Regions from separate parts of the Mus musculus genome. Here region 1 is linked to region 2. The links are chromatin contacts, found by Hi-C in ENCODE. All regions are on one chromosome and are shown on one strand. Each heading gives the region's core, a stretch centred on a gene start or an enhancer-like site at or near the end of the contact. The rest is flanking DNA. Distances are from core to core; before and after follow the strand shown. Region 1 holds the start of Ercc4 (excision repair cross-complementing rodent repair deficiency, complementation group 4). Region 2 holds the start of Clec16a (C-type lectin domain family 16, member A).

Region 1 (4,048 bases), core at 193-2,692, 2.6 Mb after region 2:
CCACAACCTGGGAGGAATCACCCACACACCCACACACCCACCTCTGAATGTGTGCTGAGTAACTACTTACTGTACCCTGAACCAACGCTAAGAAACATACCATCCAGCTCTGTGGCCTTGCCTGATTATATAACCGGCTTGTTGAACTGCAGGCATTATCTCCTGGCTCCCAGACATGCTGCGCGGAAAGCGTCTGCAGGCATCTCTGTCCACTTCAGGAAGATGCAGAAATTATTAGATGCTCTTTTAACTGTGACTAGACAGAAGGAAAACGCTGGAAGAAGCAGAGGAGAGAGAGAAAACAAATCCACTTGCAGCGGCTGATGTGAAGGGAGATTGGTAAACGGGAAGGCAATGTAATGAAGGTCGAGCAAACTCAAATAAATGTGTCCTTTTTCTCCCACTAATCGTCCATTCGAGAAACGTACCTTGAGGGTTTGAGTGAACTTCTGTATGAACTAAGCTAGTGAAATGCTATGTTGCGTGCTGGTGGGAGGAGTGGGAGCCAACTAAACGTTCTCCAGTAACTAGACAAGTATATGCCTCCACATTACAGAAAACCCAGCCACATAAAGGACAGAGATTTAGGGAAAATTTGTGACGGAACTCAGGATCTACCACTAAGTTACATCCTAACACCCTTTATATTTGTGCTGGAGGTCTCCATCTCTAGCTCAGGCTGGCCTTGAATTTACTTCAACAAGTGAGATAGCCTGTCCCACCTGGAGAAACCAAAAATCTGGTTTCGAATCTTGGTTGTTTATTATTTCATATAATTAAGCAGGCAAGCAGCCGCACAAACTGAGCAGCGGCAGAGGGTAGGGGGCACGCAAAAGTATGTTGTTAACCATGGTTATTCCTGAGTAATGGAACAATCCTATTTTGCCTTCATTTGTATTTCGTATGGGCTGAAAATAAAGGGGAATGGAGAATTCTGAGAGAGAATGCCTCCTAGATTGCTTACCTGGAGGTTTTTTTAGGTAGTTACAAACACGACCCAAGATGTCCCTCTAGTGGAAGGAACGCGGCTGCAACTGGCACCTGATGGAGGCTTTGTAAAATAACTTACTGAGTTCAAGACCTTTGCAAACAAGAGACTGAAACTCATAAGGTATTGTGCTTATTAAAAATTTTCAAGGCGGGGAGGGGGAGGAATACTTGCAAAAGTAGAGACAAAACCCTCACACTAGGAAAACGATGTCGATTCTGGATGCACTTGGAATACTGACAGCAACATTCTGAACTGTCGGTATTGGAGGATTACGCGGATTAGACTTCTCTGTTTGCATTTTGTTAGTTTATGCCTAGGTCTAGAGAGCCAAAGGATGGGGAACCTAAACACACGCGCGCGCACGCGCGCTAACGCTTTCTGCGCCTCTCGGCTGAGTTCGGGTAGACCTGCCCTGGGCTCGGGCACATTCCGGCCACACTTGTCCCCGCCTCGATTCCTTTTCGGCTACAATCGGTTGGCTCTCTTGAACTCGGCTCCCTTCGGCTACATCCGGCCTCTCTCAGTCGGCCATTGCAGTTACATCTGTTCTGCGCTCCTTCGGCCCTGGCGTCTCTCCCTGCGTTCGGCCAGCGTTCGGCTGGACTCGGCTCTTTCCGTCAGCGTGCGGCCGCGGTCCCGGAAGGGCGCCCATGGAGCCAGGCCTGTCGGGCGAACGGCGGAGTATGGCGCCGCTGTTGGAGTACGAGAGGCAGCAGGTGCTGGAACTGCTCGACAGCGACGGGCTGGTGGTGTGTGCCCGCGGACTCGGCACCGACCGGCTCCTCTACCATTTCCTGCGGCTTCACTGCCACCCGGCCTGCCTGGTGCTGGTGCTCAACACGCAGCCGGCCGAGGAGGTGCGACTGCGGGATGGGTAGACCCAAGGGTTTGGGGGACATCCGATGCGAGATCGGCGCGGTAGGAACGCGGAGCTGTACGGTTGCAGGGACTCCGAGCCCATGCAGATCTTAAACAGGGCACGAAAGGGAATGAATTAAGATCCCAGGGGGGAGATGCGGGGCACCTACACAGTTCCAAGTCGCTGCGAAGGAGGGAAGGGAACCCCAGGGAAATTGAAGTGGCTGCCACGACAAGGGAGGGCATTGAGTGAGGGTCCTGGAAGGAGATCCTGGACTCTGACACTGCGGGATGACTGCCAAGTATAGAATGCATCCCAAGAAAGTCTTGGGTTCCTCTATTGACATGGGAGAGCATTGAATACAGGGCCCAGACACAGTTTGAGGACACTGAGAATACGGGTCCCACACACTCCTTAACACTGAAAAGGAGAGGGGCGAGTAGGCTACACATTGAGGTAGAGTAGTGGATTGAATTGCACTGCAAAGGAGAGACGGTATCAGAATCTGGGTAGGAATAGTGTTTGAGTTTGAAGTTGGATATAAGGGTGTTTGGAGGACAGAGTGTGGTCCCTAAAAGGACAATGACGAGGATGATAGGGTCTCTGAGAGTTATTACTTTCTAGTAGAAAAGGAGACCTTGAGACTTAACAAAAGAAGAGGGATTAGGGAAATGGGGGTGGGGGTGCAGAAGTTAAAGCTAAGGGAGCGATCAATCTGGGTTACAGAGAACAGGTGATCCTGAGGACAGTGGAATGAGACATGCCTTGCTGCGGATGTTGAGAGATGTGGACATAGCCTAGCATGATGAATCTGATGATCCCCTAGGTGTAGTGGCCAGGAAGAAAATGTCAGCTGAGAAGAGTCACTAACAACTCCTTTAAAGGCTGAGGCCCTGTTGGATTCCCCAGGAATCTACAGTGCTTGGCATGGTACTTTGTGCAATGTAAGATGCCCAGAAAAGTGGCATTAGACTGAGAGACTAATGGGCCATTGGACCTATGGACATTCTGGCATCTCTCTAGGAAGTATCAATACTGATCTAACAGTCTAAAGTGTTGTCTGCAGAGAGGAATCCCTTGTCTCAAAACCCGACTTTGGCTGGAAGTAGTTTCTAGGTAGTAGAAAACTTTTTTTAAAGATTTTTTTTAATAATTTATTTATTTATTATATGTAAGTACATTGTAGCTGTCTTCAGACATTCCAGAAGAGGGAGTCAGATCTCATTATGGATGGTTGTGAGCCACCATGTGGTTGCTGGGATTTGAACTCAGGATCTTCGGAAGAGTAGAAAACTTTTAACCCAAAGTTTTAAAAGGTTCTGTGGCTTGGTGTTGAAATGGAAATAATGACTGGAGCACAATTATTTCTTAATATAAACTCCAAAGCACAACTTAACCTTACAAAACAAAACCTTAATTAAAGTGACCTGATTGACTGATGGGTATAAAAGAATAACTTAGTTTGCATGTTTGCTGTGATGTTCATAAGCTCTGAGAATGGAGACATCATTTTAAATCCCTATAGCCTATTTTAAAACTTCCCTGCCCTGTACTAAGCAGCTTACTAATGAGTTTAATTTGATTTAGGAATATTTTATCAATCAGTTGAAGATAGAAGGAGTTGAACATCTCCCTCGACGAGTGACAAATGAAATCGCAAGTAACAGTCGCTATGAAGTCTACACGCAGGGTGGTATTATATTTGCAACAAGCCGAATACTCGTGGTTGATTTCTTGACAGGTAGAATACCTTCAGATTTAATAACTGGTAAGAATTTGAAATCTTTCTTATCTACAATGTGAACATTTTTATTTTTGTCTGTCTCCTCTGCTAAACGTTCTGCTTTTGTTACTCAGTATTGTAGCTAAGCTGTTGACACACTACCTGACAAGTCGAGAGGTTCAGCAAATGTTGATGACATGAATAAGTATGGCTACATGTCACTTAACACTGAGAATCTATGATTTAGCTATTGTATGAAGGCCTTAGCGCTTACCGACAAAATCCCGCATGGGTGGCCTGGAGAGGTGGATCGGAGATTAAGAAGGTGCACTGCTCTTGCAGAATTCTAAAGCTTAGTTCCCAGCACCCATGTAAGGTAGCTCACAACTGCCCATAATTCCAACTCCAGGGCATCCGATTCCCTCTTTGGCCCTCTGAGAGCACTGGACTCCACCTGCACAACACCCCCCACCCC
Region 2 (4,468 bases), core at 1,620-4,119:
GAAAGTACGCCGAGGTCCACCAGCGCCTGGTCCAAGTCCTCGGGCAGGAAGACGAGGCCCACATTGAGAACGATGTATTCCATAAGGAAGGCGTAGTAAAGGATCAGCACATTGACGAAGAACAGGCCCACGTAGAACATAGAGGGCAGCAGCGGTGGCTGCACGTAGGAGACCAGGGGGCCCAGAGCGTCCAGGTGGGCTGCGACCCGGGCGCCGGGCATGCAGGGGCCGGCGATGGGGGCGGCGGCCGGGCGATCCCAGCGACCTCAGCCGCTGCGGCGCCCGGGCGGCCGGCGAGGGGGCAGCTCAGCCATCCAGGGGGCGCCCCGGGGCTCGGTGGCGGCAGCGCTGGGCCCCGGGCGGCCTCCGAAGACGCTCCTTGACACCCCGAGATGCTCAGGGCCGGGTCACGGAGCCCCGGGATCGGGCCACACGGGCCGCTCGCCCCTCAGGGCCACCCCCCTAGAAGTGGCCAGCGACTCGCTTTGTACGCTGCGCTCGCGCGCCCCCGCCGCAGCTCAGAGTTGAGGCCGCTGCTGTCTCCCCGAGGCGTTCCTCAGGCACCTTCGGCGCCCCCGCAGGCTCACTGCCCATCGCTGCAGCCGCCAAGTCGCTCTGGGCTTCCCAGCACCGCCTACCCAGAGGCTCTTCATTCATTGGCCAGTCGCATGCTCGCCCGTATTTATTGGCTAGCTCAGTGCTCCACGTTTATTGGCTTGAGCTGTCCGGGGGCGGGTACTCATTTGCTCCGCCCCATGGGAGGTGCTCCAGTCTCTAAGTTGCTCTTCTGCAGTTGGCACTCCTTAGACTGCATCTCGAACTTAGGTATGGAGCGTCACCTTTTTGGAACTTAGTTTACCCCCTTTAAAATGATGCCGGGTGGAAAAGGAATGCCGGTAATTCCACTGAAAATCTTAGATATCCCCAAAGCGCTTTTGTTGTTTTCTTTTTCACGGTATAGTAAGAAAAAAAAATCAATTACTGAGTGCCTTTGACAGAGGCATTATAGGGTTCCATGACACCCGGATGGAAAGTACCACAAGCAGGTCAAATCTTCTGCCAATAAGGCTGCTTATTGTTTCTATTATTTTGCAGTCCATGTTTAAAACCAACCAACCAACCAACCAATAATGCTAAGTATATATCTGCTCAGATTCTTCGGTTTACAGACCACCTTTGTGCTTCGTCAGGAGGATGAGTTTGCGAGGGATCAAAACCAAGGTCTGTGTGTGCAAGATATAGACGAGATGTAGCTCTACATCTGTTTTTGAAAACAACAACAACAACAACAACAACAACAACAACAACAAAACCCAAACCCTGAAAACCCAGGGTCTCACCATGAAGCCTCTGGGTGCCCTGAAATTGGCTATAGACCAGGCTGTCCCAGAACATGTAGAGTTCCACTGCCTCTGTCTCCTGAGTTCTGGGATTAAGGTCTATCCTCAATTCTTACAAAGGCCTTTAATCTAAGTCACACTTAGGTTTATAGGAGCTGGACAAGGCAATGTAGTATATTCCCTTTTCACAGATGAGGAAAACAAATTCCAGAGAAATGGATTCTCGAAGCTGCTGAGTCTCTGTCATTTCCTTTGGAGGTCAGACATGTTCTTGTTCTTTCATGACTTTTACATGGGAAACCATTAGCCTGATGCCAGTCTACATCTCTCTAATTCTTGGAAGCAATGCAAACCATTCACTCTATCAATATTCATCTAAAAACGTGCTATGTGCAAATCTTGTCCTGGGCCCTGGAGAGAACATTGGTCCCTGACTCAACTCTTTTCCTAGGACAGTCAATGGGCTGTCACAGGGGTTAAATAGCTATGAGATGTAGAAATGAATAAATGAGAGGGTGTGGGGCACAAAATCTTGCTTCCCACCGAGGTTCCCACTTCCAGTCTGGGAAGGAAGTCCAGGTGTATGTAACCTTTCATGGAGATCTTGGAGTTCTCTTTCTTTCTTACTGAATTAGTTGGGAAATGGCATGAGTTTTCAATAATGACCAGAGGAAACCTCTGAAAGTTCATCGTGGTTAGCTTTACAATGCTGCTCACATCTTTACAAAATGTTTTAAGACTAATGTGCAAAAGAAAAAGGTTGTAAGGACAAACCAGAATGTTACTGATTGGTTTTGTCAACAGAAGCAAATAAGGGTACCTGGGCTTGAATCCTGCGTCTGTCACACATAAAGTGCCTCTGTGACTCAGTTTCCTGAATTGTAAAATAAGGTTAATAACAGCATCTACTTCATATGGTTGTGAGAATTAAATAATTAATCACTTAGGATAATGACAAATGATAATGTACTACTCAATGCTTTTTATTTTTAATTCTTATTATTGCGATATTGAAGGTTGCATCCATAATGCATAAGCCACATTCCCACCCCTTTAAAAAATTTTTTTAAAGAGTTAGACCCATCAAAATGGCTCAGCTGTTAAGCAAAGATGCTGACAAGTCTGAAGATCCGACTTCAATTCTCAGATCTCAAATAGTGGAAGGCGAGAACTTGCTTTCCAAAGTTTTACAGACTCTAAGTGCGTGTGTGTGTGTGTGTGTGTGTGTGCGCGCGCGCGCGCGCGCACGCGCACGTAATACTTTTTAAGAGAACTAAACCTTGCCAAATTGCCAAGGGTGGTCTCCAATTTTAGCTGGGGTTTCGAGACACTCTTCTAATCACAAAGCTAACAATAAATAAGGTCAGATAGTCTTACTCCGATTTCAGCAAACCGTTTCCGCCCACCTTGACAGTGCCCAGCCTCTTCCTTCCTCTTGTCCCGCCTCCTCTGGACGGTCGCGCGAGTCATGCCGGTCCTTGTAGTCCGTTCGCAGAGTCCTGTCGTCAAGAGCCTCGCCGGAGAACTTCATTTCCCAGATTTCCTCGCGGCGGCGGCCGTAAAGCGCGGCGGTCGAACGGCCGGTTCCGGCTGAATGTCAGTGCGGGGCTTTGGGCTGGGGAGCAAGGTGCTTGGCAGTCTCTCCACCGCCCCCGCCGCCGCTGGCTGGGCTTGAGATGTCGCCGCGGACACCGGGCCGCTGGGCGGCTCGGACATGAAACCGTGAGGCAGGCGACAGGGCTGGTCTGCGGACATGTTTGGACGCTCACGGAGCTGGGTGGGCGGGGGCCACAGCAAGTCCTCCCGCAACATCCACTCCTTGGACCACCTGAAGTGAGTGTGCGGGGCGCGCGGCGGGAAGGCCGCGGGGCCGGGCGCGGACGCCCAGACGCGGGCTTGGCTTGCGGGGCTCGGAGGTGCGAGGAAGACAGGGGTGCCGCGGGAGGGTTGTATGTTGGTTATCCGCAAGGCTTTGGAGTCAGGGCACCTGGCTTCGAACCCTGACTCTTTCACTTCTGGCTCTGTGTGTGACCTTGGACAAGTCGCGTGATTTTTCAGTCTCCAGACACCTAACCTGAAAAGTAAGGGCATCGTTGAGTTTTCGTTTTGTGGGCTGGAGTTGTCTTGATGTCCCGGGGACAGACAGTGGCCACTGGGCTTCTTGGGGTAGCACTTCTTGGACTGCATAGTTACGAGGCCATTGACCCGGCCAGATCTGGATTCGATTTTAGTTAACAGTATGCATTTAGGCTTCAGTTTCCTTCACTGTAAAACGAATAGAGTGACAGTACCACTTTTTGTGGTTATTTTTAGGATTGGTTGGATAAGAGAATGAAGAAAACGCACAGAACATGTACAAGTGCTCTAAAAAGAACATTGATTAAAAGAACACAAGTATTTTCAGAAGGAATTCTAGAGGGATAGTCAGCAGTAGCACCTTTAGAGAAGACAGGAGGCTTACAGAGTCCTGGGGAAACAGGGAAGTACACAGAAGAGGCTAGCTTTGGAGTTAGACCTGTGTTCAAATCCTGACTTAATGACTGTAGCTTTGGGCATATTTTCTCTCTCTGTCCTTCCAATTTGCCATTACCAGCTGGGAACTGGGAACTGTACAAGAATTGGGTAATGTTGAGCATGTTAAGTGATTGATTCAGGATTGCTCTACAGGAGTGGCTAACAGAGGCACTCAAGCCTTCCCAGCCCATTCCAGTTCCTTTCTGTCTCTAAGTTCCAGTCATTATACCCTTGCTGTCTTCTGTGGCTCTGTTTATTTTCACTTCCTTTCTAGCTTTTGTTAAACTGACACTCCCAAGACGGGAGAACCTGCTTGGTTTCTTTGCACTTATATTGCCAGAGGATTGGAAGGGACTACAAAGAGAGAGTGGTAGAAGACAGAGACCTTAGAGAAATGAGAGGCTCCAGGGAGAGAACTGGAGGTGGAGGTACCAAGGGGGGGCGGAGAAGGCAGTTTCAGAGGGGACCCCAGAAGCTTTGTATGGGGACAGGAAGATAGTGCGGTAACAACAGAAAGGAAGACAGGGGTCCCTAGAAAAGATTGGCAAGCTAAAAATTAGATGGGACTTCCCCTTTGATGTTGGGGTGTAGAATGGCTTCTTTCTGTCATGGAG

What was found. Hi-C counts contacts between places; a loop is a spot of excess contacts on that map.
Region 1: a map of adrenal gland shows a loop between it and region 2 (8-fold over the local background). The contact joins the promoter of Ercc4 here to the promoter of Clec16a in region 2. A Hi-C loop is called at or near these places in 2 of 37 maps with a recorded cell type or tissue (T-helper 17 cell and adrenal gland).

Annotation. Positions count from the first base shown.
Region 1 is chr16:13,108,294-13,112,341 of GRCm38, forward strand. Ercc4 (excision repair cross-complementing rodent repair deficiency, complementation group 4) reads left to right here and starts at 1,443. Exons shown (of 11, transcript NM_015769.2): 1 at 1,443-1,848; 2 at 3,438-3,618. The coding sequence starts at 1,642.
Region 2 is chr16:10,542,470-10,546,937 of GRCm38, forward strand. Clec16a (C-type lectin domain family 16, member A) reads left to right here and starts at 2,870. Exons shown (of 23, transcript NM_001204229.1): 1 at 2,870-3,173. The coding sequence starts at 3,094. It overlaps Dexi (dexamethasone-induced transcript), which reads right to left and starts at 585. Exons shown (of 2, transcript NM_021428.4): 1 at 1-585. The coding sequence starts at 221.